3 separate regions of the Mus musculus genome follow, and all the other regions are linked to region 1. Evidence: chromatin loops called from intact Hi-C (ENCODE). Cell type or tissue: left cerebral cortex. All regions are shown on one strand.

The links. Hi-C counts contacts between places; a loop is a spot of excess contacts. Peaks named below come from ENCODE experiments on the same cell type or tissue, not always from the same donor. Only the 100,000 strongest peaks of a DNase experiment are listed, where the experiment ranks them.
Region 2: a loop joins it to region 1, with 2.5 times the contacts of the local background. A loop is called at or near these places in 2 of 42 quality-filtered maps.
Region 3: it touches region 1 in a loop (2.0-fold over the local background); 2 of 42 quality-filtered maps call a loop at or near these places.

What each region holds. Positions count from the first base shown.
Region 1 is chr2:151,628,394-151,636,393 of GRCm38, forward strand. Snph (syntaphilin) reads right to left here and starts at 4,200. Exons shown (of 6, transcript NM_198214.3): 1 at 4,063-4,200; 2 at 3,755-3,861. It overlaps Gm46786 (a long non-coding RNA gene), which reads left to right and starts at 6,486. Exons shown (of 3, transcript XR_001783621.2): 1 at 6,486-6,792; 2 at 7,159-7,468. In left cerebral cortex, a CTCF peak has its summit at 3,846; DNase peaks (open chromatin) are centred at 739, 1,097, 2,401, 3,247 and 4 more places; H3K4me3 peaks cover 4,233 bases; H3K27ac peaks cover 5,698 bases.
Region 2 is chr2:151,712,333-151,720,332 of GRCm38, forward strand. It overlaps Psmf1 (proteasome (prosome, macropain) inhibitor subunit 1), which reads right to left. Exons shown (of 7, transcript NM_212446.2): 6 at 7,153-7,311; 7 at 3,730-6,353. The coding sequence ends at 6,302. It also overlaps a transcript of Tmem74b not described here. Among named protein-coding and RNA genes, the nearest start is that of Tmem74b, 14 kb to the left of the region's middle. In left cerebral cortex, no CTCF peak of the experiment used is centred here; DNase peaks (open chromatin) are centred at 1,337, 3,385, 3,946 and 4,175; H3K27ac peaks cover 1,601 bases.
Region 3 is chr2:151,699,015-151,707,014 of GRCm38, forward strand. It overlaps Tmem74b (transmembrane protein 74B), which reads left to right and starts at 2,994. Exons shown (of 2, transcript NM_001160363.1): 1 at 2,994-3,431; 2 at 7,300-8,000. The coding sequence starts at 7,341. In left cerebral cortex, a CTCF peak has its summit at 3,383; DNase peaks (open chromatin) are centred at 2,997, 3,348 and 3,979; H3K4me3 peaks cover 1,535 bases; H3K27ac peaks cover 1,145 bases.

The DNA of each region.
Region 1 (8,000 bases):
TTGAGTCTTCCGATAGTCACAGACACTACATAGAGTGTCTTCCAGGTACACATGACAGACTGTAACAACAGAAAAGTCACACTTCTTCCAAGTGTGGTGGCATGCACCTATAATCCCAGAATGTAGGAGGGAGAAGCAAGATGGTTCTGAGCTCGAGGCCAGCTTGAGACCCTATCTCACAAAAACAAAACCAAACTTAGCAGATCCTGCTTCTAGAAGCCTCTAAGGACAGGAAAGAGTCTGATCCACTTGGGACAACTGTATAATTCAACTGAACATGGTTACAGAGTGATTGTAGGTGGTCCTTCAGACTCTTGCTACCTTCTAGCTGCTGGGGAAGAGAACGCACAGGCCTCTAACACTGCTGAGACCAGAAAGAATCTTACTATCATTAACTTAACATAGGATTTAAAGATGCTAATGACATCAGTTTTCTAGGTCTTCTTGATTCTCCTTCTCTTTCTCTGCCCCCAGATTATAATGTTTATCAGTATCCCTCCTAGACATCTTTTCATACCTGCATACTGGGCTTCCTGAAACGCAGGATTGGCTCTAGCTCTTTCCCATAACCATGCACTTGGCCCAGAGCCTAGCTAATGAATGATAACAAACACTGAGCCCTGTTCAAAAGGACCGAGAATCCCTCTACCCTGTGCTGGAATAGGGTCACATTTAGACTCAGAGCCAAACAGCACATTCAGTCTGTTTGAGCGGTGGGGACACTGTCTCTCAGAGGGAGACTGGCTTACCCAAGGTGACCCAGTCTAAGGGAGGGCTCAAACTAAAAACAGTTCCTTGACTCCCAAGCCGATGTGTCCTCAGCTCCATACTTGCCAGGTTCTATATTATTTTAGTTGTCCAGTGCTGGGCAACACTCTCAGCCTCTCTGCCTGGCATCCTCACTGCAAAACGGGTAAAATGATGTATGGAGCCTACACATTAGGATGGTCTGAGCAGTAAATAATTGAAACCATGTTGGGCTATTGCACAGGGAGCACCTAGAAGGCACATTTGTCATGGCTGTCACTCAGACCCAGCCGTTCTCCTTGAGAAAGGGGAACCCTCCATCCGTCAGCTACACAGAGCTCACGGCAAATGCTCTGCAGCCCTGACTCACACACTCCTCTCAGTTCAGCCCAGCACGTCCTTTGCAGCAGTCATCCTGGGGAGATGCCTGATCTGCCCTCATGATCGATCCTTCACAGCTTTCCTGGCTCTGAACTCCATGCCTGTGTGCAAGGGCACACACACACACGCATGCCACACACGCATGCCACACACATGCTATAGCAGGGGGTAGGTGGGAGGTGGCAGGATATGTGAAAGAGACAAGGCTTCCGAGCCACATAGACCACCACTTCTTCCTGGGCATCCCTAGGCATGTCCTGTATCTCTCCAAGCTCCTGTTTCTTCCCTTTCTAGCAGAGACAATAAGGATCCCCTACAGCGCTCTGGCATTCCATAACTGATATTAGGAATAATAGATAGTCATCCTTTTTTTTTTAAAGTCCTCTTAATGGAATTTCAGAACCAGGAGCTCAGGGATCGTCTAGTCCACTCTTCTCAGTATACAGATGGAGATGAACAATTGCTAAAAAAAATCAAGTCCAAGGTCACACAGTGAGGTGGCACTTGGACGGAGTCTGGGACCTTGGTCTTCTAACCTTCTACTGCTTTCTGTATTAGCCTGGTTAGCTCTCCTGTGCAGCTTCCCTCCCTCACACAGTGATGGTTGGAATCACTCTTCCCAATTCTCTCTAATCACGAGTATATTGCATGAATAATTACTAGTAATCTCAATATATACTAATCTGAATATTATTAATCTCCATATAATGGCAACCCACACCGGTGCACCATCTGACCTTTGAAAGCCAACTCACCACAGGTTTTTTGTTTTTTGTTTTTTGTTTTTTGTTTTCCCAACATAGCTTGTTTGGAGGTATCATTTTCTCAAATGTATTTAACTCAACACTTATTAAGCACCTACTTTATGCCTTGTCATGGGCCAGAGGCTGGAGACAGAGAAGCAAAGACTGGGCCTCTGCCAGAGGGAGCTCACAGTCCAGCAGGGATTTAGGACAGAAGGGATGGGAGGGGGCATCCCACTCTTTTGACCTAACTGGTGCTGCGGCAAAAACTCCACCCCACGCTGTTGGGAGCCTCCTTTATGTTGCTGGAATAAACTAGAGCTAGACAGGATGGCTGGTCAGTCGGCTGAAAATGACAAGAAGGAAGGAAACAGAGAATAGGAAATGTGGGCCCCAGAACTTGACTCTCTTGCTTCGGTCTCAGAAGAGATTGTGCAGGGAAGGCAAAGATTGAGATCTGTGATCCTGGCTCCTGCTCTCTGCCAGCACTCAAGACTCATGTGCTTCTGTTCCCATGGGATGCCACCTATGGATGACAGGGTCTTCCAAGCTCATGGCTGGATTATACATGACTGCAGGCAACTGTCATTTGCTAGAACTGTCTTAGCTCTTGCGACGGAAATGTTCTCATCTTCTGGTTGCTCTGGAAGAGTCTGGTGGGGCAAACATGAACTCCTCTCTCTCCTAATTTGCCTTCAAATTCTGAATCCTTGAAAACCTACTGTGTGTGTCAAGCCGTTATCTCAAGAGCTTTCATATGAATCTCATCTCACCCTTAGAACTCTGAGGCCGGTACCATCTCCCAGGTTCACAAATGAGGGAAGGTAAGTAACTTGTCAGGGCAGGGATATTACCATAGAATCCTCTGATGCTTCCAGTGTTGTGAGACCCAGAAGGTCAACATTCCACTCAGGAAGTCCAGAGTCAAAAGAGAATGGCCAAGGGGACCTCAATTATTTCAAGGTCCGAACCTTAAATGGTTTTAATGGACAAGTCTCCAGAGTTATTGAAGCCACACTCAAGTGATATATTAAAATTGTACGGATCATCTAGCCCAGCCTCTGCACTGAACAGACAAGCAAACAGACACCCACACCCCAGAAAATAGTAAGATGGCTACTTGGAGCCAACCAGCAAGTTAAGGCCCAGAACCTCAGCCTATCTCACTTCCTTACACCCCTTGACTTGCAGAGACCAGCATTTTCTGGGAAACTCCTCCAGCCCACCCAAGTACCCCCAGGTGGGCAGAGAAGGCCAAGGCAACAAGCAGCATGTGACCAGCCTCGCCACCCCTGCAGCGTTGAAGCAAGGGAATGTGGGGAGTTTAGAGGCTGGCAGGTGTTGCAAGCCGTCTGGCTCCCTGCTAGGGAGTGGAAAGAGAAAACAACAGATACCCTGGAAGCTCCAGGGAGACTGAGGCAAATTTCTCACTCTAGGGATCATGGGAAATTCTGCCAGATCTACTGTAAGGCTCTGATGTTTATCAGTGGGCAAGATAGGAAGGCAGTCACAGGCACTTGACCTTGTGGTGGGTGTGCTGTGCGGTTCCAAAGAGAAGCTCACATGTTTGCAGAATGCCAGAAGAGAAAAACAAACAAGAAGGGCGAGGGGTTAGTTCCCTAAAACCCATCTACTAGATGTCAAAGACCTTGGGCGTCTTCCCTACTGAAAACAGCATCCTCTAATTAATTAGTAAATTTCACGCTAGGGAGAGGGGTGCTTACGAGGATGTGGGGGAATGGAGGGAGGCTAGGGATGAGTCACGTTAATCCCCTCCTCGCCTGGTACCTCTGCGGGATCGCGCCACCGCAAGCGGTCTCAAACTGACCCTGGCGGCCGCGGAGCCACGGAGGCCCCCTCCCGCTCCGCCGTGGCCTCCTCACCTGGGTCCACTCGCCCTCCGCAGTCCGGCCGGCTCGCACGACTCCCGCGCCGCTTGGCGCAGCGCCTCTGCAGTCGCTGCAGCAGCCGCCTGGCGGTGATCAGCAACCTGCGGCGGTGGGGAAGAGAGAGACAGAGGCGGGTGAGCGCCGGTGGCCGCAGCCCGCAAGCTCGGAGGACACGCTGCCCGCCGCGGGCTAGGGCAGCTCCTGTGCTTGGCCGGCGCCCCGCACCCCCGCAGTTGCACTCCTGGGTGCGGCGGGTGAGGCTGGGCGGTGGGCCCGGAGGTCCCCGGGGTCCTTGTCATCACCTGCGAAGGCTTCCATGGTTTGGGCTGCCCCCAGGAGGGCAGCCGGATTGCTCTCCCGAGCCCCAGCTGAAGGTGGCTAGCGGGTGCTTGCTGGGGCTGGGGCTGCGGGGAGGGAGAGGTGGAGGGCGGGGAAGGAGAGGTGGATGGAGGGGGATGAGCCAGTCGGCAGCTCGCCGGCAGCTGCGTAAGCCTCCCGTCTTCACTTTCCTTCTTAAAGAGATAGTTGGTTTCGCTCTGAGAGCCCTGGAGCCAAGACATCAACAAGCATGCATGGGGTCCTTTATTACCTCCAACTAGCTGTTGCTCAGAGGTGGGGGATGGGAAGGACTTCAAAGGGTATCTATCCCTTCAGCTTCTGGGCCTCAGTATCTCACCCCTTGGCACACATTAAGTAGTAGTATTATCTGGACGCCTTTAGAAACATTTTTGACCCCCTAAACCAATTTGTGAATGTCAGGAGTTATTTAATGCGAACAGCTCTTGCCTTAAAAAAAAAAAAAAAATCTTAAAATCCCGAAGGTATTTAAGAAATGTTATCCTTTGCAGTATTAAAACAGTAAGCTGGAAAGTTGGGCAATAAAAAGCGAATTAATCCTTATTGTGGGTTTGTCTCCTGCCTTTTACCTGACATCAAAGGGCTCAAGGGACCACAAAGTCCAGGAAGCTGGATTTCTAGCGCTCCCATTTCTGGCCGCCATAAGTTAACTTGCTGGCCTGGTTTCTTGCCTGCCCCACTGGGTGCAGTAGGAAGGGGCTCCCTTCTTGAAGCAGCCCTTTCTGGTCAGCTGGGCCTTTGCTCACTACCTTCTGGGAAGTTTTCACCTTGCTGTCTTGCTCTTATTCTAGCTCAACTCGCTGGTGTCCTCTCACATGACTTTGCCCGCCACTCATTTTGCTCTTTTGCTCTTAAATTCTTCCTTGCTGGGCCTCTACCCCCAGCTTTTATTTGCTAGTTCATGGGTTTGGAACAACCGAGACGTCCAGTTTGCTCCTTGGACTCCTCAAAGTCTCTGCTCAGACACTGCTATCTCAGGGAGGTCATCTGCCATTGTCAACTTGACTGAATTTACAGTCGACTCGGAAACATATGTTTGAATATGTCTGTGAGGGTGTTTGCAAAGAGATTTCCCTAAGGAAAGAAGAAAGGCCCACTTTGGACGTGAGCTAGGGCCCGGACTGGATAGGGTGAAAAGAGAAAACTCATTGCGTAGGAACATTCATCGCTTTGCTTCCTGACTGAGGACACAACGCGACCATAAGCTTTCTGCCATGTCTCCTCTGACATGATAAACTATATTTCCCTCAAACTACAGCCAAAATAGTCCTTCCCTTTTAAAGTTTCCTTCTGTCAGAGATTTGGTCAAGGTCCTGAGAAAAGTAATAGACCTTTTCCAGTCAACCTACAGAGCGCACCGACCTCCTCTTCCTTCAGTCGCTTGTTCTTGCTGTATGTACACATAAACGTGTGTTTGTGTGGGTGTAGGTGTGTACCCCGGAGCTTGTATGTGTGTGGGTGTGTGTGCACACCAGAGGTTGTGTGGATGGGTGGGTATATGTATGTACACCAGAGGTCCTTTTTAAAACCACTCACCACTTTCGTTTTTGAGACAAGGTCTCTCAATGAGCCTGGCTGGAGCTCACTCCCTGATTCACTACACTAGTGTGGCCCTGCCTGGCTTCTTTACCTGGCTGTTTAGATTCCCATGCTCACTGGAAGGCACTGGAGTGGCTGAGCCACCTCCCCAGCAATGCCCTCCCTCATGCATTTATGTCTGAGTTTTGCTGTTTTAATTATCTGTAACTGAAAAAAGACAGTTAGTTACTACCTGTGATAATCTACATCACCTCCCTTAGAATGTACACATTGTGAGGGAAAGAACATTTTCCTCTTGCTATATCTTTAGTGCCTAGGACTGAAGCTAGCACATGGAAGATGATCAATAAATGCTGGCCTGGACTGAACTTGGTGCCTCTACTCTCTACCCATGCTGAGTTTTCCAACAGAATTAGCAAAGCAACTTCATTAATTTACATTAAGTCTCTGCACTATTGGCCTGCTATTTCAAAAGTAGCTTTGTAAATATTCATAATACCTACCCAAAAAAGCATTATTTTAATTTTTTCTATTTCTTATAAGTCAAATCTTTTTCTATAGTGCATTTTTATTAAATCTACCAGGGTTTCTTTCTTTCTTTTCTATTTTTTAAAGTAGTAAATGGCTATGGGGGGGGGCATTTGTTACACCTTCTCTCTATTAAATCTCCAGTTAAATTTAATTCTCTTGCCTAAAGGCCATCATTATATTATATACACTATGCAGAAATATAAAAAGAGCAGTGGTAGCAAGAACAGTACACTGGAATTGAAAAGGTCATGGGAGATTAAAAAAAAAAAAAAGACAGGACAAACAATAACAACAAAAACCCCCTAATACTACACCAGAGAACTAGTGATGGCATGCTTTATCTGCCTTAATTAAACAAGTAACGTCTTCTTACTTAAACAATACCATGTAATCACTGCATGTTTATGGGGAGAGAATTTCTAAGACTGTGATCTATCTCCATATCGTCTTCCTGGTTTTTTTTTTCCCCTGGTTATTTAAAAGACTACATTTCCCAGAAGTCTCCACTAACAATGTCCCCAAAGCAAGAGAGCTCTTCCACCCACACTACTCCCATCTGGAATGGTGTCAGTCAGTAAAGAATTCTCCTGAGCCTCAGAAAGCAGGTGATTGAGAAGAGAATCAGTGTTTAGGAATAAGGGAAATTGCAACAAATGAGGGTCACAAACATAAAACAAGATAAAATTATTCCAAAGAAATCAGTAATTTTATTTTGCACTAATTAGGAAACATTACATTTAGATTTTTTTTTTTTCAGTTTCAAAACCAGTTTTTATTCCAGTTCTGGGCAAGCACCTTGCTCTCACTGAATGCAGCAAGAAAATTTGAACAAAATACATACACGTGGGAGCTATGTGAGCATTCTTAAGGGAAACCATAAACAGGGCTAACTAAAGAAGGCCGTCAAGGTTTAAGTCACTGGGATGGCAGAACTTAGCTTTTTGGTTTTTTTCCCCTTGGATCTCTTCCAGCCTGGGCTTCAGCCAGCAAACTCTGAAACTGGGAACCAGCACGAGAAATCTTCCAAACAACCCTTTCCGCTCTGCCTCGAGATCCAGGAGAGGAGGCATCTGATGCTCAGTATGTGTGGGGGAATCATTTTTCTTTTCAGATCCTTCTCCATTTTCTCACAGTTCCGTTCTCAGGCAACGCTGCAGTGGCTGTTGGAACAGCAGGAAATGGCAGGTGGAAGAGGAGTTACTCCATCGGAGTAGGTGTGGTCCTGAAGGAGGCGAACACCTGCTGGCTTTTGCCCCTTGATGGTCCCACCCTTAGCTCCAGGTACATGTGTGGGAAGCTGGCAGCAGGGCAGAATAGAGCAACACAGCTCTCAGCTGTAGCTTTCTGATGAATCCTTAATAATGACCATGATATATGCAATACTTTTCTGCACTAATAAGCACCAAACCAAGAAAACAATCTTAAAAGGGAAGAGGAAAAGATATATTAATTCTATAGGAATGTTTTGCATAATTGGGATTTCTCGTCATAAACAATAGAGGGTAAAAGAAAGCAGAACAAACTTAATAAATGGGTAAAAGAGTTGTCAACCAGATTGTAACATTTCTCAAGAGTGAAAGTAAAACAAGGACATTCTGAAAGAAAGGGAAGCTAAGAGCATCATTGAAAGCCTTGCTTGGGGCTGATCCAAGGCCCCAGGCACATATGTAGCAGAGGACTGCCTGCCTTGTCTGGCCCCAGTGGGAGACAATACACCTAATCCTGTAATACTTGATGCCCCAGAGAAGGGGGGTGTCTGGGGATGGGTCACCGTTTCAGAGGTGATGGGGAGGGGCAATGGGGTAAAGAACTC
Region 2 (8,000 bases), 84 kb after region 1:
AGGATGTGGCAAGGTGAGCGCTGTGGTGAAGTCAAGGGAACAGTCAATGAGATGTCGTTTGCTGGGGTCAGAGATGCACAATTCCCTTCTCTGGGACTTACTAAATCACTCACAGAGATGAGTGCCTTCAAGAACGTGGGCAGTTCCTGACTGCAGGCCAGGGACTACATGAACCCCATGGTTTCCACCCAAGAACCCTTGTTCATCCATTCACCAGGTTTGAATAGCTGCTATATCCAGTTCTAGAGCTTTCTTTAGCATTCAAGAAATGAAAGCCCAAGGAATACTGACTGTCTTCTAAAGTTCAGGTCTATTATTATCTGGAGAATTTCCAAGATGAAAAGCACTGGCTTGAGGAGATGGTGATGTCAGGGATCATGGAGAGGGCCAGGTCCTTTCTCCACTCTGAGATGCCTGCCTACCTCCAGAACTGGGTTATCCTGGCTTGGAAGACAGTGTAGCTTAGGAAGTTAGAGGTCTCCCCAGCACCACAGAGGGTGGGTGCTGACCAGGGTGCTGAATCGACAATGGTGCTTCCATACAGGCTAGCTAGGAGGAAGAACTGGCCTGTTCTTGTGACTAAGGACCCCGGGACTGTTTTGGTCCACACTGAGCAGGGAAGCCTTGGGTGTGAAGACAGAGTTTCTGTGATGCTGAGGAAATCTTTCTCATGCATGATGTGGACTAGCTTTTTCATCCGTTTACTTCAGAGTAGCATCTATACTGCCAACCCCAGAGGACCAAGGTGAGCAGCAGCTGGGGCTATGTGGCAAAGCATAGCAGATCCCAAATCCAGCCATGAGACCCAGAAGAACCCCTTAGCTCACCCTCAAAGGAGCTTACTGGGCCTGTCTCCTGCAGAGTGGAGGTTGTGGCAGGTGTTCAGATGCCCCCCTCTAATCTGGGTTCTGCTAGCGCTCAGGAACACGAGGAACACCCAGAAAACAGTCTGTTTCAGTCTCTGCCCATACTTGGAATTAGGTAGAATTTCTTTCTCAGACAGGTCCTGACTTTTTTCCAGATTCTGGGATGGATTTTGTCTGGTGACCATGCTCATGTGAAGTTTGGGTACAGCTCTACTGAAAAGCTCTAGAGCTGGGCAGATTTAGTTCAGCCATCCCTCAGGGATATGTCCAGGACTAATGCTCCTAATCTTCACCTCAGGTTGTAGTAAGTACCGTCTGGCATAAGAAGCTGTGCACACAGTGGGAACCAGATAAACTCTTGTCTCCTTCACTGGTTTGGCCCAGAGTCACTCTCCTTTGTCTTTAAGCTCCATTCTTACCAATATGACTTCCACGGCGGCTGCTGACACCCACTGAGCTCCCACTACCTTTGATAAGACACATTTAGTGAGACTCTCCAGTAGCCACACAGGCAGGGGTGACACCACTTCACAGAGGAGGAAAGCTGTACCAGTAATGTGCTGGAGCCATTTCCACGCTTGCTTTCTGTCAGACCTTCCTCTCCGAAGTGGGGCAGAATGACTAATGAACTGAGGATGATGTTACCTCACAAGGGCACCCAAATGTTTAGAGATATTTATGAAATAAATATGCTTGAATGATCCATAAGGCTAAGGGGATGGAGTATATATTAGGGGTACAACCAGGGAAAAAATGAAAATATGAATTCATTAATCATGCATGCCATCAACTAAGGCTGACTGACTCAGTTCTTTGTTCCTGATATGCAGGTGAAGGTAAAGGGCTTCTACACTTGAACATCTCAAATTCCGTGTGCACATGGAAGGTGGGAAACTTGTCAAAAGGCAAGTTCACTGGGGCTGGAGATAAGGTTCAATACTCAGAGCAGCTACTGTTCTTCCAGAGGACCTGGATTCAATGCCCAACACAGCTCACAATTATCAGTAGCTCCAATTCCAGGGACTCTAATGCCCTTTCTGGCCTCTGTATGTACCAGGCATGCATCTAATACAAATACATACACACAGGCAAAACACCCATACACATAAAAATAAAGTGGTAAGTCTGGGGTGGCCCCTGAGAGTATTCATTTCCAGCAAGACTTTGGTAGTGGTGGTACTGAATAGAATGACTTCACCATTCTCCAACCTTGTGATCTGTGAATTACAACGGGACTTTGCAAACAAGACCTTGAAGGTCTTTGCTTAGAACTGTGGATTGGGGCTCGGGATGTACTGTATACAAACTCCTGAGGAGTCTTAGGAGATGGTGAGGCCATGGCAAGCAAGGGTGTGGTACCCTTCTACATTGTTGTTATTATATGATCATAGGAGGCTCAGCAGATCTGTTCCACTGAACCTTCCCAATGGCAGAGATAGGAAAAGTGCACGAGGGCTTCCCAGGACCTCTTGTTGCTAGAGTCTGAGGTGATAGGTTCTCACAACCAGGTGAAGTCAGTCCATTTAGCTTTGAACTAGGAACCTGAATGTGAGCTGAATTGGGCACAAGGTGACAGGGAAAGGCATACACTTTCCGATGCAGACTTGGACAGCTGCTACTGTACAGTTCCTACTTCTCAGACCATGGTGATGAGCTCTCTGGCTAAGTTAAATGAGTATTTACTGCCCGGAACTTCCAGACTGGCCCCTCCTCCTCAGTTGCTCTGAACCATTACACTGTGACTTTCCTAGCACTTGCTTTATGTAGCTTATTTGGAATGACACGTGCATGTGGTTAGCCAGGGTCCTTTGTTGGGAGCAGAGGATGGGCCTTCCGCTTCCACAAGAACAAGTGAGATACTTAGACTTCCTGATGCATCCTCGGACCTGGACAGTTACCAGAGCCTTGCCAGTCTACTGCTTATACCCTCACTCTCTGCCATGCTTGCCTTTTGACCTGTTCTCAGATTCCTGGTCAAGTCCAGAGAAGTGATTTAGGGTGTGGCATCCCAAGGGCAAACAAGGCCTAGATCTGGTGGCTAGGATGCCTGCCTCTGAGCATCTGTTCTAGTTTTGAACAGTGGTCAGCAAGCAAACAAGTATTACTGACAAGCAAAAGTGGGGCTATGCCTGGGATTGTCATTGGTGGTGGAACCTGTCTCTATTGGAACTGCACCGAAGTATATGTACAAAATCAGGTGACAGAGAACATGAAGTGATCCATGGATTTGTTTTCCTCCTGCAAAGAAGACAGCTATGGATCAATGATAAAATGTCACCAATGACAAGACGAAAGTCATGAGGAAGCTGGGTTCTGGAGGGAGGTTGGACAGATGTGTTACCTGTTTTCCAGCTGTGTGTCAACAGGTAAGAACTCTAACAGGAATGTAGCTCCATTTAATACTTGGTACATTCCTGGAGTTGAGGTCTTAGGAGACTCGTGGTTTAGATTGGAGGTTGGCTTGAAGCTCATGACTGAGGAGAGAAACGCAATGCAAAACTCAGCCAGCTCTAAGAATAGAAAAGACAGCAAGCCAAGAAGAGAAGGTGGGATGTGGGCCGGTGTAGCCTAGAAATAGTATGAGTGGTCTTATTTAGCACCAAAAGACAATGATTTAGAAGTAGACCTTGATTCTATTTGTAAGCCACTAGATGAGCTATGAGATTTCAAACCAAGTGAAAATGATACTGTGAATCTTATTAGATGTCCGAAGGTCTCAGGAATTTCCCCCAGAGAAAAGACCTTCTTATATCACAGCCAGCCCAGAAGTCAACCCCAACTCCATGGGGTCATAGCCACTGCCCCGTGGCTGTTATCAAAGCCAACAGGGCAAGCTACTGTGGACTCTGCTCTGCATGGTCTTGGTCAAATTTTTCCATTAAAAAACAAAAGCAAATGGGACAATACAAACAAGATATGACTTGACATCACTAGTTTGGGTACAAGCAAGGATTGGTGAGGATACAGAGAAACTGGAGCACTACCTCTGGTATGAAAATAGCGTGGCTGTTTTGGGAAACACTGGCAGTTCCTCAAAAAATTTAACGTGTTATTATGGGACCCTGAAAATCCATTCCAGATACATTCAATGACTTAAAAACTGCCCACGCAAAATAACAAAACCCACTTTGTACATGAATGTTAACAGCATTCAATATAACAAGCAAGGAGAAACAATCCAAGCATCCATGAACTTATAAATTAACAAATATGACATAGCCATGCTATGATTGTACAGCCATGGGGAATGTCGATGCTACAATCACATGAACAGTGAGGACAGAGAGTGGGAAATGCTGGACACACAGACCACACACTGAGTGATGTCACTTATGAAAACTATCCAAAATAGGCAAACAGACTGGAGGGTTGCCTGCCCAGGGGAGGGAAAATGGGAGTGATTGCCAGTGAAGATATTTCTTTTGGAGGAATCTGGGGTTGGATGCACAGCACTGTGAATATCTCCCAACCCACTGAGTTGTGTACTTTAAAATAGTGAATTTCATGGTTATGTAAATTCTCTTAATAAAGCTATTAAAAAAAACAGGTTATAAAGTGCTATTTATTTACTGCAAAGGCTCCAGTCTGGAGGATCTATGGGACATACACTGAAACATTCCCTCTTGCTGTTGGCCGTACACAGCTGGGAGGAGGTTAAGTGACAGAGACTGAGACAAGTTCCAGCTGCTTGACAAGTTCCTGGAGGCACCATTCAAGGCTTCCCACATCTATGATACTGGGTTTCTTAGAGATACTATATAAGACTTATAGGAACCAAACCAAACCAGTCCTTTCTCCAGAAACACTGCAGTTTGTCTGTAGAAAACAGAACTAATGTATGATTATATTTTTTATCTTTGCTACTAAAAAGCCCAATGGAAGAATGTTTCAACTTTTACCTTTTCCTTTAAATCAGGGTCCAAGTTATCTACATTCCCAAACCTATCTGGAGAATTCTAGCCACTGTTCCTTTAATGCTTCCTTGCATAAAAAAGGGATGCTTTAATGAGCAAAGTGTCCTAAGCTCTTTTGCAGGTACCCAGTTACCAACAGAACCCAAACATCCACCTGCCAGCCCTCAAGGATGAAGTTGATGCACAATGGACGTCTTGTCCTTGTCTCTGCATGGTCTGTGGCCTCAGAGCACAGAATGGCCTACACCTTCAAGGTGGTCAGTGCCTGACCCATGGGATCCTTCAACAGCTAGGGAGCCTGCTCATGCTGGATTGAGCCCCAAGCCCAGCCTCCCTGAGACTGGCCCTGGTCCTGTCAGTCCAGTCTATCTCCCCATCTATCCTGGAGCCACACATGGTTGGGCTGCCGGCCATGGAACGAAGCGCTTGGTACTTGATTTGGTGTCTCCTGGAACAGTACGCCATTGTGCTCTTCCAGCTTTATGGCACAGGGGTAGAGCACTGCCAGTGCCTGTCAGCTGGGGCTTCAAATATCTAGATAATTCTACAGATTGGGAGAGCTTGGACACAGGCTTCCAAAGACAAAGGCTCCCCTTCCTCCTGGCTGGACCCATGTTCCTATGCTCTTGTCAGTCCCAGGAGGACATGAAGAGCAGGTAATAGACACAGCGTACCTTCGTTTTCTCTTCTCTAGTACCTAGGGCTATTCCCATCCACACAGCTCACTACAGAGCTCCAGTGAAGGCACCTCTGATTTCACAGGTCGTTACTAGGCTCCTAAGAGAAAGGACTTCTTTAGGGTCACTATGAAACTAGCCTACAGGTCTGTTCTGTTTATTCCTCTACTTACAGGCCACTGCAGCCCAGGGAGAGTCAACAGGCTGCTCAGAGCAACTGGTTGAGCATGCCCTTGGGAGGAGATGGCAGTTTTTCTAGTGTGCCTGCTTTGGTGAAATCATCCTTGTGGCTCATGGATTCCAATCACACTTCCACCCAGAAAGCCTGGGTGGGGCTCATCTTAGTGATGTCAGGAGCAAGAGTAACTTGTGACTCGAGGGTGCTTGAGAAGAATGCCCTGTAGGAATCCCGTAGTCCTATGCAGTATCACACTCTTAAGAGTTTGTGCATTAACAAAAAGGAGCGTGGAAGACTGGCAACATGTATTCTGTATTGACATTTGGTTCTTAATAATAACATCCAAAATGCGTTCTGTTCTTATAGCGCTGTGACCGCGACTGCATCGGGTGGAGGGCTGATGTTGCCGGAGTCTTCCTTGCAAGTGGGGAGGAGCTGGTGATTGAGACACACTAATTTCTCCGTGGGACCTATATGCAGCTTGGTGGGGTGCTGCAGCAGGCACCTCGGCTCTGACAAGGGCTGGGGATGCAACCCCAGCAGGCCTGCAAACACATGGGCAGAATCCTCTGCCCCAAGCCCACAAGAATACTGACGCTGATGGGGCCAGTGGTGGCAGCTCCTGGAGAGTAAAAGGGAGGCTGAGCTGTTACATTCTTGAGGCCTTCACAGGTACATGTCATCGTAGCCCGGTGGGGGAAGATGGTCAGGGTTAGGTCTGCAATGTAAAGAGGGTCTAATGAATTGGAGAATGAGGCTGAGTACGCAAGAAACATGCCCCGTATGGAGGAGGCCCACAGAGTGACATGGAGTTTAAGATCATGAACTCTAGGGCCAGATGGCCTGGAACTAAATTTTACCATGGCTTAAACACCCAGTCTCCTGGCCTTGCCCTTCTCATCTATAAAAGAACTATTGACATAAGCATTTCTTCTCCTGTGTTGTCCTTGCAGGGTCAATAGCGTGCTGGACAGTTTTACATAAAGTTGATACAAATTATAGTCATCTGAGAGGGGGAACTTTGATTGAGAGAACATGCCTCCACAAGATCAGACTACAGGCAAGCCTGTAGAACATTTCCTTAATTGATGGGGGAGAGCCCAGCCCACTGTGACTGGGGCCACCCATGGGCTGGTGGGTTCTGTAAGAAAGCAGGCTGAGCAGGCCAGGGAGAACAAGCTAGCAAGCAGCACTCCTCCATGGCCTCTGCACCAGCTCCTGTCTCCAAGTTCTTGCTCTCTTCGAGTTCCTGTCCTGACTTCTTTTAACGATGAACCCGTGATATGGAGTCAAATAAACTCTCTCCCAAGATCCTTTTTGTTCATGGTGTTTCATCACAGCAATGATAACTCCAACTAAGACACCAAGGGAAGAAGGTGAGGAGAGACCCCCTAGGCCTCCAGGGAGGCAGCATGGCAGCTGTGCCTGGAGTCAGATACCTCGGCTGCAGTGCTGGACTAAGCTAAGCGGAGCTGCCATCAGGTCCCACCTCTCAGCATACCTGAGTGAATACCTACCCAGATGGGCTGGTCCCAATGGGTCCAAAGGGGTCAAAGCGAGCTCCTGGGGGCACAGCACCAGGAGGAAGCCGGTTTGGGAGGCCTGAGGATGGGTCAATAAGTACTCTTGGGAAGCCGGATCTCAGGGGATCCACAATCATGCCACCTCTCTGACACCTGAGACAGGAAGGAAGCTGGGTAAGCAGGTGTTACAGAGACTACTGCCCTTGAAGAAGAGAGACAGGCATATAGTGAATAAAAATTGACCAGCATGACTACTCTAGAAGTCCAGGAAGACAGGAGAGCAAGTCAGAGTGAACAAGAATACAAAGAGCACACAAAGTTGTGCACCACTGGAGCCAAAGGGCCTGCAGCAGCAGAGGAAGTTCTGTAAGGATTCCGTGAGCCCACAGGACAGAGATCTCTGACACATCTTACATTTAGTAAGATCAACTGGTCAAGAACCAGAGCTAGAATTGGCCAGGATCAATACAGAACTCTCCAGCTCTGCAGAGTTTATCCTAAGTCTAGGAGTAATAGCGTCAATACCATGATGAGGGTTTGCTATTTTCTTTTTCTTTTTTTTTTTGGTTTTTCAAGACAGGGTTTCTCTGTATAGCCCTGGCTGTCCTGGAACTCAATTTGTAGACCAGGCTAGTCTTGAACTCAGAAATCCGCCTGCCTCTGCCTCCCAAGTGCTGGGATTAAAGGCGTGCGCCACTACCGCCTGGCCGAGGGTTTGCTATTTTCTTAAGGGCCTCAGCACAGCTGCTAACTGCCTGTGGGTTGCCCAAGCCTGGCTCCTGCCATTCTCTGTCCCTCACTGAGTTCCACAGACCTGACTTCATGCACTCAAGCTGAGATAA
Region 3 (8,000 bases), 71 kb after region 1:
CACACACACATACCATACATACATACCACACATACACACACACATATACACACACATACATAACACAAACACACACACACACACACACACACACACACACACACACAAGATTATTTGCAAAAAAACCCCCGTAGGACACACACATACACACACACACACACACACATACCATACATACATACCACACATACACACACACATATACACACACATACATAACACACACACACACACACACACACACACACACACACACAAGAAGCCAAGCTCTCTGCACTTAGGTGCATTCTTTGCTATGAAGCAAAGAAATTCATATATGTGTAAACCCATGTATATGTACATTTCTGTAAACATTTTAAAACAGATCTTGCCTCAAGATTATTTGCAAAAAAAAAAAAAAGTAATGTGTAGGAGTGTCACACAGTTCCATCTGCCTTCACATTAGCAGATAGAAGCCTTTTCTCTGGGGCCTTCACAGGGGCCTGGGCACCTTTGAGAGCCTGAACTGGAGCTGAAGCCTGGGCCTGAGCTAGAACTATGGCTGTAGCCTTGGTTTGAGCTTGGACTTTGCTTGGCATAGCCTGCAACTCCTGGCCATGCAGAATAGAATCTGCCTCCTAGGGGTGGAGTCAGTGACGAAAGCCAGATGGCTGAGTTTGTGGCTGGGGCCCTTTGGCATCTTGGGCTTAACTGCCTTAGGCTTCTCAAGGGCCTTGATGACCTCTGCACATGCATTCATTGCCTACACCTTCTGTAGGTCTTTCTTGTGCTTCTTGGCAAAGCACGGTTTCCTCAGGAACTTGGGGTCAAACCCCTTAAGAGATTCATATCTTTGTGACTGAGATTTCTTGATGTCGTTTCTGTGCCATTATCAGGATTGGCTGTATAGATGTGGTTCTTGGACTTGGCCACGTCTGCATGGTAACTCACGGCTCCAGAAGCACGTAGGGCTGCTCTGTAAATATTTCTATACATCACCACCCATATCTGTATTAAGCTGAACGTGAGTTCATATTGATATCTCCGATTCTCACCCGCTGCTGCTGTGGGTCATTCTAGCTTTCTCTACAGGGGTCATATTTATCTAAACAGTGTTGCTCAATCACTTGGAATATATTTCTGGTCTTGTAAAACCAAAAAAACCTGAGCTGGACAACCAAAGGTCAAATTCACATGATAAAGGGGATAGAAGGTTAGCTAACTTTCTACTCCGACTCTTCCACGTTGGAGTTCCCCCTGTCCTGAGAAGAACATCCTTCTTGGCCTTCAAGGCTTTGCAGAGACCTGGCACAGCCCCATGTCCTGCCATGCTCCTACCTTGGTCTCCCACTGTGACCATACCCCCTCCATGCCCACGCTCACTGTGCTCCCTTCTGCCCCAAGGCCTTTGTCCACGCTAGTCCTCTGCTGGATCTCTCTTCCTTGCTCTTTAAATACTTGCCATCTATACAAGTGCCCGTTGTGGCCCAGTCCCCTCTTCTGCTAAAATGCTATCCCATCCCCAAGACTCAAGCAAGCACCCTGCCTGAGACGCGCACAGCACAGTGTACCTTTGCTTGTTATCCCTCACTGTGGCTACAGCACTGCCTGTGTGCATCCCTTTTCCTTCTGGAATATCACCGGAGTTTCTTGAGGGCAGGGACGGGCTCTGCTTAGTTGCAAGTATACAACAAGAGCAATAGCTGTGCACCTCTCAATTCTTTATTTAAAGAATAGATATCAAGGGCCCTTTTTAAGTCTCGGGATACACCAGGGAGGGGAACAAAGTCTGTACTATACACTTGGCTCTTTTTTGCTTTGATTTTCTTAGTTTTGATTTTGGTTTTCCAGACAGGGTTTCTCTGTGCAGCCCTGGCTGTCCTGGAACTCACTCTGTAGACCAGGCTGGCCTCCAACTCAGAAATTCACCTGCCTCCCAAGTGCTGGAATTTAAAGGCCTGCATCACTGCTACCCAGCGTGTTACTTATTTTTAAGCAGAAATGATACTGAGCAAAGAAATACACTATCAGGAGCTGATGAATGCCCTAGTGAGAAGTTCTGAGTGAAGGCAAGCAGGGTGCCAGAGCGCTACTCTTTTTAAGAAGATGGCCCAGGCAGGTGGTTCTGAGAAGGTGACATGTGAGCAAAGACTTGAGGGAAGTGAGGGAAGAGAGTGACCACTGAGGATGTGCTGCAAGGCAGGACTATACAGGGCAGGGAGGGAACTGTGGACACTCTAATGGCTGGGATCTCATGGAATTCTTGAGTCCATTTACAGATGGGAAAAGGAGCTTAAAGAGAGAAGTTTGTACGAGGTCATACACCTGCGAGGGGTGGAGATGGCACTGCACAGGAATCTGGTGCCATTGCCAGCTTCCCTGTAGAGATGCAAATCGCTCAGGCCTCTCAAAGAATAGAGGGAGACAGCTTTGGAGGCTCAGCACGGGGCCCACAAGGCTTCCAAGACAACCTTTGTTCTCCTGGTGGGTGAGGACTGGATGCCTTTGGAGTAGGACCAGTGAGCCTTTGACAGTGAGAGAGCGACGAAGCCAGGGCAGGGATTTTCTCACCTTAGCTGTCTTCCTGGATGTCAGAGTAGCCTCCGCTCACACTGGCAGAGTACTCAGGGTCAGCAGTCATGATTCCCTTGGACAAAGGTGGACAATAAGGTTCAGAAAGATGATAAGACTTACTTGAAGCCGGCCACGAAGTTTTCCCGGAAACCATAACCTTCCCTTACTCACCAGACCTCTCTTTGGGCTTGGCCTGGGGCCCCCAAGAGGAAGAAGTTCCCTTTAAAACAGAAACCTGTGCACCTGCACCGGGCTCCACAGGTCAGAGGAGTGCCTAGATGGACGAACCCCAGTGTGTCCCTGAGGAAGCCAGACAGGCTGCCCGGCAGAAGGAGCTTTGCAGGTGGCTTTGGAGCTCAAGAGTGTGCGTGGCCGTGGACAATGACCCAGAAGGACACCCATCAGAAATAGAGGTGGGTAGAGGCTTCGTTTCTGCCTTCACGTGGCGCCCGTGAGCCATCGAGCCCCACGCAAGGATGATACTCCGGATCTACAGACCTTGAAGAGGACCCTGGGTCCTACCTGGGGTGGGTAAAGCATCCCCGGGTGCCGCAGGGTCTCCCCAGAGGCGGGGGAGGGGTCTTCTCCCCCGCCCCTTCCTCGCCTCGCCCCGCCCCTGTACCCAGCGCCGCGGGCTCCTTGCCTAGGGTTTCCCCGGCCAGCGTGCGCGGGCGAGACAGAGGTGGCTCTAGGGGCGGTGGGGGCCGGGCACCCGCAGCCGGCTCCCTCCCCACGCTAACTCTCCCGGCGCCCTCGCCCGCCGCGGGCGGAGCTCGATCGGCGACGCTCCAGGATCCTCCGCTCCCGCCCTGCCTTATCCCTTCCTTCTCGGAGCCCCCCAGCGGCCGACGCGGTGCAGCCCGGCGCGGCGCGAGCAGGTACGTGCGCCCGGGCAGCCGCTGCGGGCGGGCCGGGAAGGGGGCGGGAGCCGGGGAGGGCGAGGCAGCGGCCGGGCCGGGATCTGCGCACACCCTCGGCAGCCCGGAGCTCTGTGCTCCCGCGTGCGGAGACTAGGGAGGCCCGACACGGCTCCGCACGCCGACCGCGAGCCGCCGGCGCAGGGCCCGAGGCGGGGAGTGGCAGCGAAGGACAGCTCGCCTGACCTCGCGGCCCGCCGAAGGACACGCGACCGGGGCTCCGTGGAGCACGCCGGCCCCGCCGAGCCCCAGCCTCCCAGGGCCGCCCCTCTGCGAGCGCTGACCGTCCGGGTCTGGCCTGCTCTGGCCCGTGGCGTATGCGGTCAAGGGCAGGAGCAGGGGGTGTGAACTGCGGGCCGGCGGGCGCGGGGGAGGCGGGAGGCCGGGGTGCTGGGGCTTTCCGCGCAGAACTTTGGGTATAACCGCGTGGACCTGCGTGTATGCATCTGCGCGCCTGAGGCTTTGTGTACTACGAGTGCGTGTGTCTGTCGATTGGGTTTGCGAAGCCTCACCCAGCCTGGCAGTGTGTCCAGCTCCGGGGTGTCAGAGTGCGCTATGGGTGAGAGTGCTGGACTTGGGCAGGTCTGGGTGGATCCTGCTTAGATCTCAGTAGTGCTAGAGGTAGTCTCCATTCCTTTCTCCCTTTCTTCCTCCTTCTCTCATCCCGCCCTCTCCCTCTCCTGATTTTACCCTCTTGTGGGTACCACCACCAGAGTGACCCGAGAATCTGTGAGTCACACTTAGTTCCCGGGTCTGTGGGCATTGCTGTGGGAAGCGTCCCGAGGACAGTGAGTGTGGAACAGGGCGGGGGTGGGGGGGCTCTTGCCTTTCAGGAACTATAGGACTGCAGATACAATTACAATAACTGGTGTGGCTTCGGGCTTGGAGTGTGATCCATGAGCACCAGCATAGCTCTCTCTCTCTCTCTCTCTCTCTCTCTCTCTCTCTCTCTCTGTGTGTGTGTGTGTGTGTGTGTGTTGTGTGCAAGTGCGCGCATGTGAGCTAATGTCTGGATAATTGATAAGCAAGCCCTTTAGTAACTTACTAAGCATCTTATGAGAGAAACAGACATTCCAAAGCAGTTAAAGGGATGAAGCCTCCTTGTGTCTGCTCCTTCACCCAGGCATCCCAAGGAAAAAGTTTTGAGTAAAAGAGAGTCCTGTTCTCTTTTATTTGTGTGCCCCAGATATCCTCTGGGATATGGAGGCACTAATGCACCATCTAGGAAAAGTGTTGTGGACTATCCCCACGTTCTTCAGACTTACTGAGGGCTTAATGGGTGGGGGCCATAAGTGGCACCTACTTTCAGGCTCTGAGTAGCTTTGAATGCCAAAAGTAAAAAGCCAACTAGCACTCCCGTCCATCCTTTCTATCCATCCTCTGGGAACTGAGAGAAGGCTAGGGACCCAGGGAGATGTGGAGAGACCAGGATTCCCATGCCTGCTGTCTCAAGTGAGGGTTCCAAGAGCCAGGGAAGGGAGGTGGAGTGTGGGTTTTGCAAGTATGTAGGGAACAGAGATTCTTGGGGTACATATATTCAACTCTTGGTCCCTGGTCCCCATACATACCATAAGATCTTGGTTGTGTTTTCTAAAATGGGGATAGAGCTGAGCTATTCCTGAGTGAGGTGTTAACGAAAAAATCTAACAAGTAGTCAGTGCTCAGCGTGTATTAAACGGACACGGCAGAGGAGGAACACAGTGATAGCACGGAGTTGTAAGCGGTAGCAGCCTTTGAACTAGGATGAAAGGCCACGTGTTTGTTAAGAGATCCACATAGGAAGGTCAGAGAGACTTCCCACCTCTGCTCTCGGAGTTTCATTCATTCATTCATTCATTCATCCATCTACCATCACTTCAGTTATTTGCTCGTGTTTGCACAGAAACACAGGCGCCCACAGAACACTGGACAGTGAGTGACCAAGGGACACAGAGAAGCAGCTTTCATGTACAGATACATGAGAACAGGAGAGCCACGCCACACCTAGGGTCTCTGCTGACTGTGCATTTGTGTGCCAGGGCTGTGTGATGTATGTACCCTCAGGACATCAGGGTATGTATTGTGCTTCTGTGGGGTCAGAAGGTGTGCCTATGAAGAGTTCAGAGCCACATAAGGGAAAAAGCCCCATCACCAGTGCCAGGTGTGTGCTATGCGGGGATGGTGGAACATGGCAGGCAGATTTGCAAGAGAAGTTGGGAATGGGTATCTGCTGCATATACATGGCTCTGGGGATCAGCCTGCCTGGGCCTTCATACCACGGGAATAAAGAAAGGACAGACACCGACATGCAGAAAAGCTGAGATCCAGGTGGTCTGGGCTCGCTGGTGGGGAATCCACAGCTCTCCTAGATCAGCGTAGTTATTATATGCAGAGAGGTGGGGTTGTTGAATATGGCTAAGAAAGAAGGCAGGTTATTACAGATAAACAAGAAGGCAGGGATAGTATACACAGCTGAACAAGGAGGCAGGCTTAGCTAATCTTGGTAGGAGGAGCCTTCTCTGTAGGGGATGTCATCAGGCCATCAACAGGCAGTGGAGGGAGAAAGCTCAAGTGGACGTTTTCTGCACACACTGTCTCCCATGGGACTGAGGCATTGGGGTTCTCCATATGGGGTCATGCCCATGTCAGCAATACACATTCATTGAGGGCTTCACTTGCTCCCTACAGGAAGGTGCATATGGCATCTTTATATACATAGGCACATCATATACATATATGTTTTGATGAATTAGTTGCATATATACACACATATACACTTGTGTGTGTGTGTGTGTGTGTGTGTGTGTGTGTGTATGCAACTGATTCACCAAAACTCAATGAATAGATTTGGAAATGAACTAAGCAGAGCCCCAGTGAACTCAGTCTGGCCGATGACTGTAGGTTGGTGGCCTTTTGACACAAGTGTGCATGTGCAGTGAGTCTGTGTGGCATGTCTCCAGGTATGTGGTGGTGTCTCCTTTTTGTCCCCATCTCCCAACCTCTGCATGCTTACACAAAGGCATTTGACTTTGACCTCAGTCAGGGCTTTCCATTCTCTACCTTCCTTGTCTGGTCACCACCCCTGGACCCTGTCCTTCATGCAGCTGACCTGCCACCTTCTAAAATCCACGCAAATCCCAGCCTTCCTGGCTCCAACAACTTGACTGCCCAATGCTTCTTGTCTTGGCTTTCACAGACCTCAGTGAACAGGACCAGCTAGTTTCTGAGGTCCCCCTTCCCCCTCTAGAATACCCCCATGCTGTGGCTGCTAGAGTGTTTCCCACTCGTGCCAACACCCCCACACCAGGCTTCCACCCACTAGTGCCTGTACCATTTCTCTGCCACACCTACATCATCACCTCGCCTGACACATGTTCACACAACCTCACCTGTTAGCCGAACTGGCCACAGCCTGATGGGCATCACTTGCTGAGCTCCTTACGACAGCCTTGTGAGAGAGGATTCCCATGCTACAGATGAGAACACTGCTTCTGTGGAGGAACGCAGTCATTTGCCTAAGCACAAGCAAGGAGGCTGTGATACGGACCCCACGGCCATTCTAAACTCCTCCATCATCACAACGGTATCCCGTCATTATACTTACTGGGTACGATTACACAGAGGTTACCTCACCCTCTCTGTTAGCACTGTGGGGTAGAGAGTGGCATTGTTATTGTCACTGGGGGTTTTGGTCAGTGGAGAAACTGAGGCCAAGGAAGCACAAGTACGTCAGTTACCGTGCGATCAGGCCCTTGCTCTACTGTCCACAGCTCCCCACAACTGTGCTAGGGACAGCGTGAAGATGGGCTCCTGCAGGCAAATTCAACTGACATTCTGTTTTCTCTTCTAGCTGCCAAGGGGCCAAGGGATGAGCTGGGGTCATTCTTTCCAATGGCATCTCCCCCTGGTCTGGAACTGAAGACATTGAGCAATGGTCCCCAGGTTCCAAGGAGAGCGGCCTCGCAGGGCCCCGTGGCGCCACCCAGGATGGGTGTGGAGAATGCCTGCTTCTTCTCTGAGGAGCAGGAGACTCATTTCCAGAACCCTGGGGATGCCAGACTGGGTAACGCCCCCAGTCCCCCTGGAGGTGTCCCCTCACTGTCCCGGTCCCAGCGGGATGATCTTTCTTTGCATTCAGAGGAGGGACCAGGCCTGGAACCTGTGAGCCGCCCGGTGGACTATGGCTTTGTTTCTGCTCTGGTTTTCTTGGTGAGCGGAATCCTCCTGGTGGTGACAGCATACGCCATCCCCCGAGAGGCCCGGGTCAACCCTGACACAGTGACAGCAAGGGAGATGGAACGCCTGGAGATGTACTACGCCCGCTTGGGCTCACATCTGGACAAATGCATCATTGCGGGCCTCGGGCTGCTCACAGTGGGTGGCATGCTCCTCTCTGTGCTGCTCATGGTCTCTCTGTGCAAGGGAGAGCTGTACCGCAGACAGACCTTTGTCCCCGGCAGGGGATCCAGAAAGACCTATGGCTCCATCAACCTGCGTATGAGGCAGCTCACTGGGGACGGAGGCCAGGTCCTAGTAGAGAATGAGGTTGTT